2 separate regions of the Homo sapiens genome follow, and region 1 is linked to region 2. A link is an interaction called in ENCODE POLR2A ChIA-PET data of the cell type or tissue named here. Cell type or tissue: OCI-LY7. All regions are shown on one strand. Links, peaks and the distances in the headings refer to the core of each region. The heading gives the core; the rest is flanking DNA. Region 1 has its middle 68 kb from the start of LINC00598. Region 2 overlaps FOXO1 (forkhead box O1).

The links. Peaks named below come from ENCODE experiments on the same cell type or tissue, not always from the same donor. Only the 100,000 strongest peaks of a DNase experiment are listed, where the experiment ranks them.
Region 1: POLR2A ChIA-PET joins it to region 2 with 7 read pairs; 5 of 35 experiments call an interaction of 5 or more read pairs at or near these places.

What each region holds. Positions count from the first base shown.
Region 1 is chr13:40,546,577-40,551,956 of GRCh38, reverse strand. No RefSeq gene overlaps it. Among named protein-coding and RNA genes, the nearest start is that of LINC00598, 68 kb to the right of the region's middle. RefSeq lists an enhancer at 5,223-5,380. In OCI-LY7, for the core only: no CTCF peak of the experiment used is centred there; no DNase peak of the experiment used is centred there.
Region 2 is chr13:40,642,488-40,647,867 of GRCh38, reverse strand. All of the region lies in intron 1 of FOXO1 (forkhead box O1), which reads left to right. Among named protein-coding and RNA genes, the nearest start is that of FOXO1, 21 kb to the left of the region's middle. In OCI-LY7, for the core only: no CTCF peak of the experiment used is centred there; DNase peaks (open chromatin) are centred at 2,417 and 2,877; H3K4me3 peaks cover 2,544 bases; H3K27ac peaks cover 2,524 bases.

The DNA.
Region 1 (5,380 bases), core at 123-5,122, 96 kb after region 2:
TTATGTTAAGGGCAGAAGGAAGGGGAGGGGATTGAGATCAAGAGGTAACAGATAACCACCGACATCTGGGTGCCAGCAAGTGTTCAAGGAACTTCTTTGTCCTTGGTCAGGTCACAACGCTCCTATAAATCTTTAACAAAAACATAGTTGTTTACATACTTCTCCTTTAATCCCAGAGTTAGTTTTTAAAACTACATGATTGCTGTTTTTGCATATTAATAGTACTCTAAAATTATCCTTGCCTATGTGCAGAAATGGGTAAGGGCCACTTAAACCAAAATGGAGTTAGTTATGTTAGCTCTTGTGCTGTTTCACTGTTACACTGCTGCTGTGCTGACACTAAGCAGAGTTTCAGCTTCACTAATATAATTTGGGTGAGAGTGAGAAATGGTTTAACAGTTAAATCACATCAGTTGATTGAGAAAGTAAATCTGAGAAAAAAAATGCATTGGGATGCGAGTCCATTTGTCAAGTCCTGGTTGGATTGCCACCATATGTTGGCTACGGATAAAAGTTGACCATAAAAATCAGTGAAAGAATTCTGTGAGAATCAATTGACCTAATATAATTTACAATAGAGAGTATTGTATGTTTTATTATTTGTAAATTGTTACTCATCTTTTATATCAGTAAATTCTTAATTTATGTACGTAAATACAGGCACACGTTATTTCCCCACAGAGCAGGTTGTTAAACATTGGCCAACACATCACCAACTGGGTGTATGAAGGCATTAAAGGACTAATGATTTTGGTGACAATAACAGGCAGAATGGGAGTAAGGGAAAGATAGAATAGGAGGTTGAGGGAGGGTCTGGGGTGAGGTCATGGCAGCAGGTGTCTGAGAAGCTGTGAAGGCCAGGGCCCTAGAGTAGAAGAGGTTAGGGGATGATAGGGCCTCAAGATTGAATGTAGCATGCAAATTAGATTTCAGAGCTAACCAAGGGACTTGGGGTGGAGAGGAGTCACATTTAAGTGCCAGTGCCTTTAATTTGGGGGAGAAATGCAGAGCCAGTAGCTGCTAGATGTCAGTGACTGGGAAGGGCACACAGCAGGTTAGGCTGATGCTGTAAGCATGGATACAGCTTTTAACATGAGGGTGCAAGAGGAAGATTCTGGAACTGGAAAAGGAATGCAGAGGATGCCAGTTCTGCTTTTTAGACTCATTTTTGATGGGAGGAATTATACCTGCATACTGGGGTTACTGTGGAAATTAAATAACCTGAGTTAACCCCCTATGGTAGTGCTTGGCATATAGAAAGGGCTCACAAAATGAGAGCAATCAAATGTTCTGATTTGCTTAGGAAAAGATGTTGTCCCAGCACAGTTATGGTTAAGTTCCTCTTGTTACTCAAAGTGTTCAGGTTTGGGTGATTAATTATATGTTCACCCTATTAACAAATGACTGCTTTTTAATTACTTCCTGGAACCCTCACCTCACAGTGGACATACCAAGAGCACCCAGTGGGTGAGAGGACTCAGAGGCCCCCTGGAAGAATCTTTCACAGGCTGGAGGGTTATTCTTCTAAAGGAATGTTAGCCTGGTGTCTCAGCATAAACTTGAATCTATGACACATACTACCATCTGAATGTTTGTGTACCTCTACCGCCCCATTTAAATGTTGCAAATGTTGAAATCCTGACCCTTGTGGTGATGGGGTTAGGAGGTGGGGCCTTTGGGAGGTAATTCGGTCATGAGAGTGGAGCCCTCATGAATGGGATTAGTGCCCTCACAAAAGAAACCCAAAAGAGGTACCTAGCTCTAGGTACCTCTTCCTAGAAAGTGCCATCTGTGAACCAGGAAAGGGAGAGGCCTTGGTCTTGGATTTCCCAGCCTCTAAAACAGGGAAATAAATTTCTGTGGTTTCTAAGCCACCTGGATTATGGTATTTTATTATAGCAGCCTGAAGGTACTCAGACAGCATGCAAGGTCCTTCCCAACCAACCTTTGCCTTTGCATCTCCACCATATGCACCAGTCACACTCCATTCCCTTTTATGCTTCCAGCCTTTTTGCATGCTGGAAGGTCTGTTTATCCAGAATGTCTGTTTATCTGGAATGTCTTTCTCCTCCCTTCCTTATCAAAGTCCAGCTCAAAGCCTTCCCCTATCATTAAAGTCCACCCCAACCCCTAGTGTCAGAGTAGTTACACAGGTGAACTGGAAGCATTTAAGACTCCTTTCCCAAATATAGCCTTGTGGCTGTGTTTAGCCCTGGCTAAATACTAACAATTCTCCTGAGGCAGCCCTGTAGCCATCCTAACAAGAAGTTTGGAGCCAGGCCTGCCTGACTTTGGGTCATCAACAGCCTTCCACTGAGCCTGAAGCAACTGGCCAGTGCAGTTGACCACTGGACACAGCCAAAGACATTCTTCTTTGGTGAGCCAGCCCACATCTGCCAACATTCCACCAAATTAAAAGCAGACCAAGAACCCCCAAGTATTTTGACAAGTCTGGAGCTGCTATTACTTCAACCGAGGCAAGTACAATGGCAAGAGAGAAAGGTATGGGCAATGATGAAATGTCTAAAAGGGATCATTGGCCTGCCCTCCAGCCAGCCATCTCCAGGGCTGCAGAATCCTTTCTTTACATATAGATTTTTCTCTGGGCTCCAGGGACAGAGTCAGCCCTTTCACTTAGCTCCTACTTCCAAAATTGCCATTAACAAGACTGAAATGCCAGTTTATCTACTTTCCCCCAGAAAGTGTTGCATGTCTATAGACACAGCTAGGATGTGCTCATCTTGGGACAGTTATAGTCTCTGAGTTTGTTCGTTTATTTTTTAACAAGACAACTGGCCACCCTTAATTAAATAGATATGTGATTTGTTTTCAAGCCACCTCATCTGAGAAGGACACCGCAGTGTTATTTGTAGTTTTTGCCTCGGTTGTGTGATGGGGGTGTGTCTCCATCTCTCCCCAGCCTAATGGGATTGGATAAAGTATGTGGATTTCATGTTCTGACTTTTAAAAAAAATTTAATTTGAAACACTTGAAATATTCAAATATTTTTGAAATATTTTAGAATTAAATATTATTTTGAAAGGAAAATAATTAATTCTCCTTTGCAAGACAGAAAAGTTTTTCCTGTTTTATTTCCCTACACCTACCAAAACAATGTCTTGGTGAAAAGGAGGACCTCCTGAGGTCAAGCAATTCTGTTTAGAAATAATTGGAAGTCGTGATAAAACATACCCTGAATTGGTTGGGCACAGTGGCTCACGCCTGTAGTCCCAGCACTTTGGGAGGCAGAGGCAGGCGGATCACTTGAGGTCAGGAGTTCCAGACCAGGCTGGCCAACACGGCAAAACCCCGTCTCTACCAAAAATATGAAAATTAGCCAGGCGTGGTGGTGCATGCCTATAATCCTAGCTACTCGGGAGGCTGAAGCAGGAGAATTGCTTGAACTCGGGAGGCAGAGGTTGTAGTGAGCTGAGATCGCACCACTGTACTCCAGCCTCGGCATCAGAGCGAGACTCCATCTCAAAACAAAAACAAAAACAAACAAAAAACCTCCCAAAAAACCTGAATAGAAAACTTCATGTGTACTTGTAAACACATCTTCTGAGACTCAAAAGTTCTTAGAGCCCTATGAGCTATATTTTTTAAATCAATATTATCTGTAAGTTTCTAGTTCCCCTCTGACTCCATTTTTCTGTCTTCAATAATTGTTATTCCATTAAAAACATGGCTATAATTTTCAAAATCCTGGATAGGACTGGCTGGAAGCATTTAACAGCTGTATGGAATCTCATCTAACCATCATGTGCCTTTTTTTTGGAAACAACAATCTGAGCAATTGTCCTTGTCTTTTGTAAGAAAATCACATGATTAAAAAAATAGATGACTAGCAATATTGTTGTCACTTGGTTACTGGCAGGAGTAGGGAGAGGGAGGAAGACATAGGAAAAATGCTTTCTTGGATCCCTCAGCCACACCAATCTGCAAACCTTTCTGGAGTAAATAATTTCCTTTGTCATTTCTGAATAACTAAAAAAAGACTTCAGAATGTTTCCAGGCCTGGGCATTCTATCATGTAATACTTCCAGCATTTGAGTTACCTTTCCTTGCTTAAAGAGTTGGCTCAAAACTCAGCCATGTTCCCCACTGCTGGATCTGAGTGTTGGGGAGACTGCTATGAATTGTATGAATGAAAGTTCTGTGTTCGTTACGGACAATAATGGCCCCTCTGGGATTAGAAGACATTTGAATCAGCTCCCAAAGGTGCTGCTTTGACCTTAGTAAGCATTCTGAAACCAAGCTTCCCACTGCCTCCAATGTGTCATCCAGAAAGAGAGCTGCAGGCTTACCCCTGACAGGGAGGTGCCTGTCATCTTGTAGACTATAGAGAATAGAGGCCCCATATATGAAATGTTTGGAAGCAGCAAGGCTGGACATTGACCAGCATAAAGCAAGTGTTGGAATTTGTTGTTTCTCTGCAAAATAAGCTGATTTTTTTTTTCCAGGGTACTTCTAAGACTTGTAGAAGAAAAACTATGATTAAGAAAAGTGGATGGATTATTAAGAAAGGCTTTTTATTCAAAAGGTTTTGTGATTTTAATAGCGCTTTGCATTTATAATACCTTCCATCCAAGGATACCAGCCACCTCTGCCAACGCTAATTCCTCAGCCTCTCCTTGAATTTAAAAGAGTAGAGCAAACCTATTCGCCGTGGACCATGCAGAAGTGAAAAGTGAGTCCCCTGGGCGGGGGGAGTTTAGTTACCCAAGACCCTGAGGGAACCTGTTGTAAGGGAACTTCAGAGATAAGACTTTCTCAAAATGTGAGCTACTAACTGTTGGCAACAGAATTACTTGGAAAGATTTGTAAAAAATGCAAATTCCAGAACCTCTGAGAAGGAGAAACAGAATCTTGGATCGGGGTGTGATGGTGGAGAAATCTATATTTTAATTATTCCGGGTGATTTTTATGAACACTGAAATTTGAGAACTGCTCTTAGACTACAGAAATGCTGTAATATTTTCTGCCATTCATTCATTCAATAATTACATTTACCTACTGAGTATCCGCTGTGTAGCAGGCCCTATGCAAGATGCTGGGGACATCCTATGTGGTGATCGGGACAGACGCGCTGTCTTTCCTCATGAGGCTTGCAGTCTTCTGCTGCTCTTTAGTGTGTAGTGTGGGTTAGCAGAAAGATGTCATGAAGTATTCTGTAAAAATAGGCTCCTTGGATCAAATAAATACTGGGCTGATAGCAGGCCATGAAACTGAAAATCTCATCATTCATCAGAGGCTTTTCCCTGCCTGACCTACTGTGGGTGCTGCATAAGTGAGTTGGACAGCCTGGCCTCCTGCTCCAGGAGCTTGCGCATCTGGGCCTGCTTTGGCCTCTCCTCTGGTCTTGCCAGCACAAGGATCA
Region 2 (5,380 bases), core at 256-5,255:
GGTCTCAGGATCCTGCAGCTGGAACAGTCCTGGAGCTAGTAGTGTTCCAGCCAGTGAAGGATGCTCCACATTGGGCACCAGAAGCTATATAGCAGGGAAAAATGGCTTCCCCCCATCCTTCTAGGTTCTTTGGGCTGGGCCATGATTTAAATTGACACTAGATAGCTGGGCGCGGTGGCTCATGCCTGTGATCCTAGCACTCTGGGACGCTGAGGCTGGTGGCTCACTTGAGCTCAGGAGTTGGAGTGCAGCCTGACCAACATGGTGAAACTCCATCTCCACTAAAAATACAAAAACTAGCCAGATGTGGTGGTGCACGGCTGTAATCCCAGCTATTTGGGAGGCTAAGGCATGAGAATTGCTTGAACCCAGGAAGTGGAGGCTGCAGTGAGCTGAGATCACGCCACTGCACTCCCGCCTAGGTGACAGAGCAAGATTCCATCTCTGGGCAGGGGAGGGGAAGAAATAAATAAATTGACACATGGTAGACTCTAACAGGAGAAAATGTCATTTTATTTATACTTATGTTTGCACAAGAGTCCCACAAAATGTAATGCAGGTTGCATGATTGAAGCTTATATTGTATACTGAGCTAAGAAAAGAATTAGGGTTTGAGGTTTTTGGTGGGGTGGTGGCCACACAAGTTAAAGGAGGATGAGGGGAAGAATTATATGGTGAATAAAGATTGTCTTGCTCTTGGGGATAAAGTCTCTCAGGTAATAAAAGTTGTCTGGAGCAGTCCTAATCCTAGTACAGATACTTTACTAATGTAGACTTCCTTTATGGATGCAAATTTCTTTTACAAAAGGACAGCTTTTCTTGTCTACTCTGGTGTCTGCAGTTTCACAGAATAACCAGCTCAAAATATGCCAAGGAAGTATATTTTGGGGTGGCATATTCTGATCTCCTACAGTCATATTTTGGGGTAGTGTGTCCTGGGCCCCAACATCCCTTTTGAATTGTTACGAAGTTCAGGCCGGGCGCGGTGGCTCACGCCTGTAATCCCAGCATTTTGGGAGGCTGAGGCAGGTGGATCACTTGAGGTCAGGAGATCGAGACCACCCTGGCCGACATGGTGAAACCCTGTCTTTACTAAAATACAAAAAATTAGCTGGGCGTGGTGGCACATGTCTGTAATCCCGGCTACTTGGGAGGCTGAAGCAGGGGAATCTCATTAACCCGGGAGGCGGTGGTTGTAGTGAGCTGAGATTGCGCCACTGCACTCCACCCTGGAGACAGAGCCAGACTCCGTCTCAAAACAAAACGAAACAAAACAAAAATGAATTGTTATGAAGTTCAAATGTCCAAAATTCGATGAAGCGGAGGGAAATTGGTTAAGCTAGAATTTTATAATATTCACCTTTTAGAAGTCACAGTAGTTGGCTGGGCGCAGCTCACGGCACCAACACTTGTAATCCCAGCACTTTGGGAGGCTGAGGTGGGCAGATCACAAAGTCAGGAGTTTGAGACCAGCCTGGCCAATATGGTGAAACCCCATCTCTAGTAAAAATACAAAAATTAGCACTCCAGCCTGGATGACAGAGCGAGACTCCATCTCAAAAAAAAAAAAAAAAAGGTCACAGAAGTCAACTTTTGCTTTAAAAAAGAAAACCACAATTCCTTCACACCCCTCAAATAATCAATTAATAGGCTTGCTTTTTGTTCATTAATTTTTTTATTTCCCATCTAAGGCTGATATCCATCATAGACTAATTAAAATTGTAGATTGTGGGGAGTCTATCTGTTCTGTTCTCAATTATTCACTAAATGGAGAGTGCCATGACTTTTTTTTTTTTTTTTGAGACGGAGTTTCCCTCTTGTTGCCCAGGCTAGAGTGCAGTGGCGTGATCTAGGCTCATCACAACCTCTGCCTCTTGGGTTCAAGCAATTCTCCTGCCTCAGCCTCACCGGAGTAGCTGGGATTACAGCAAGCGCCACCATGCCCGGCTAGTTTTGTATTTTTAGTAGAGACAGGATTTCTCCATGTTTGTCAGGCTGGTCTCAAACTCCAGCTGCCTTGGCCTCCCAAAGTGCTGGGATTACAGGTGTCAGCCACTGCACCCGGCCAGTGCCATGACTTTTGAGGGTGCACATCTAAATGGCTGATATTAAAAATGAGTACTTTTTGATCACTTCCTACTCCCCTTCCCTAGTTTTTCATCTCTTCTTTGCTTTCCTTCTCATTTTCGGCCCCCTCATTTAAAATATTTGACTTGAATAAATTTCTCTAACTTTAATTAGATGAAAAGTTTCTTTAAAGGTCATTGCTGGTTGCTGGTGTGAGTTTTAAGTTTGCTACAACAACCCTGTTTTACTTATTACTGCCTTTAGAAATAGTCATTGTTATTAATAGAACTGATCCCATTTAGAAATATTTGCAGGTGGTGATGATACACTTCACCCTGGGCGTGAACATGATGCAAGTCACCTTAAGGCCTGTAAAGAGGAAATCCACAAGGAGAATGACTTAGGGGAGTGAGCTAAATGGAAGTTACCTCTGTGTACTTTCACCTTTTAAACTGAAAATATGTAAGTATGTGTTTGTCTTACCATAGTTTTACTACCTTCATAGTGTTCTGGTAAATAGGACCTTTAAAATGAGCAGGGAAGGGGAGGGAAACAGTTTTTCTGGCAGCTGATAGTCTGGATATATAGATGTAAATTTCCACTGAAACTGCACCTACCCAATCCTTTTCCTACTGTGACATGTCATTAACTCATATTTGACTTTTGGGAGGAGAGAACTACAAACTCATGCAGAAATACCAAGGTGTGAGGTAAGAAGTCATAGCCATTTCAGTATTCTAGATGTGCATGTCACCAGCTGTTGTCATTGAGCTAAATGCCTTTGTGTTTTCAGTGTTGTCTCGACTCTGTCGCCAGCAGTAGTCTGGTTTAGTCTGGTTTAGCAAATTCTGCAGCCTTCCTGCCTCATCTGTGTTGAATGCTAAGATTAGTAACTTTGAGATGAGTAGTGTTGGCTGCCTTCACATTCTGAAGTTCTTAATTTTAACTTCTGGCTTAGAGAATATGAGACCATGGACTGGATGGAGAAGTCTCTTAACATTAGTAAAAGGAGTTAAATTCTCAGGGTGGTTTCGCTTTTGTGCTTGAATGAGGATGGGAGAGAATACTGCCATTCTCTGTGTTTTGGGTGAATAATCCCAAAGACATTTTATATGTTGAGAGTTTAGAGGTTTGACCCAATCAAACCGGGAATTGTATAACTGGGATGTCCAATACCAAGGCCTCTAAGCTCCTGAAAAACACTTTAGAAGTTCCTGAGCCATCATTGTATGTGTGACCTGGTATATCCCACCGGACTCACGTGCAGGTCTTAACATTGTGATTTTTTTTCTCTGGCTCTGGTTAGATTTGGCTTTTACTCTATCTCTGGCTTCTAATCGGTCCTCCTTTCATTCTCCCACCCTACTTTTCTCTCCTAGTAAATTTTTCCTTTCTGTTAGAGGCAGTAAAGTCCTCACTCTCCTTGTCAGTCCACATGGAAGCTTTGCCTACTTGGCTCCCCTTGGGGTGCGGTGAGGTGAGAGGAGGAGTCTAGTCCTGTGCTAATCGCAGATTGTTGGGGACATGTGTTTCAATTTCCTTTGTCTCAGTTTTCCCACCTGTAATTTTGGAGCATGATAATGGGCCATCCAGTGCTAGTGTCTGCAAAACTTGCTTCGAGATCACTGGACAAAAGGTGCTGGTTAGATATATTTACTGGCATGCCCTGGGAGGATGTCTTTAGATCACTACAGTATTCCAAAACTCACGTTGGGGTCACGTCAGAATGATCAGAATTCCCTCTAGCATTTGCTCTTTATAATGCACTCATGAGCCTAACTTAGATCTGTAATTTTGCAGTAAATATTAGGAGTTTTTGGTTCTGTTTCTGCATTGGTAACCAGATAATTCCTATTTAGACAAGTCACATCACTGCGGTACTAGCATCGTCATCTGTAAAATGGGGATAATGATACTGCTGGGAAGTACTTGTAGGACAAGTTGAGGTGCTCAAAGGAAGGAGCTGTGTAATTATGCTGTATTATACAGCAATAGCATTAGCCAAAATACTTGGACTTAAAGCTTAGCACACCTGAGATTCTGGGGTTTTCTTTTTCTTTTTTTTTTAAATTACGGACATTAGGATTATATGGAATATTTTTACATAAAAACATAAGATCAGAACCAAAGAAAGAATCAAAACCTTTAGACCTATCTTTCCTAGCATTCCTAGTAATTGTGTAGCAAGTTTGATAAGGGTGCTCTGGCAGACTTATATTGTTTTTGTGCTTTGGAAGAACTTCTGATGGGATGGGGAAATAACCTGGCAGCATGAGAAAGTGGAATATAAAATTGTATATCAACTGATTTCAATTATGTGAAGTATCTTAGGCTCTACTGTATAGCTGTACTCGGGAGGAAATACACCCAGAGTTTGCAGTGGGTTGTATTTGGAGTGTATAAATACGGGTAAGTTATACATATGTATCTTCTTTTCTTTTTTTTTTTTTTTTCTTTTTGAGACGGAGTCTCACTTTGTCACCCAGGCTGGAGTACAGTGGAGCGATCTTGACTCACTGCATCATCTGCCTCCCGGGTTCAAGCAATTCTCCCACCTCAGTGTCCTGAGTAGCTGGGATTACAGGTGCCTGCCATCACACCTGGCTAATTTTTGTATTTTTAGTAGAGACGGGGTTTCACCATGTTGGCCAGGCTGGTCTCAAACTCCTGACCTCAAATGATCCACCTGCTTTGGCCTCCCAAAGTGCTAGGATTATAGGCATGAGCCACCACGCCCGGTCCTGTATTACATTTTAAGTAACAAACACTTTTAATAGAAACATTAACAATTTTGAAATGAAAATGCTGTTTGTGGTTTTCAGGCTCTCCTCCTTGAGAGAATTTTGGATTCAAGCAAGTCAAACTTGAGATTATTTGTATTTTTTATTTTTGGGAGAGGATCTCACTCTGTCTCATCCAGGTTGAAGTGTAGTGGCACAGTCTCGGCTTCACCTTCTAGGCTCAAGCAGTCCTCCCACTTCAGCCTCTGAAGTAGCTCGGACACAGGTGCACGCCACCATGGTAGACTACTTTTTTGTATTTTTGGTAGAGACGGTGTTTTGCCATGTTGCCCAGGCTGGTTTCGAACTCCTGAGCTCAGGCAATCTACCTGCCTTGGCCTTCCAGAGTCCTGGGATTACAGGCATGAGCCACCCTGCCCAGCCTATTTATGCTGTTAAAGGGAAGAACAGAGGGCTGGAATTAAACTTTAGAGGGTCTTTTATGGGATAGGCAGTGAGACAGGACTGAGCTGATCATGTTAGGATTCCAAAGGGTAAGTTTGCCAAGCTTATATCTGTCATCTGATAGTCTG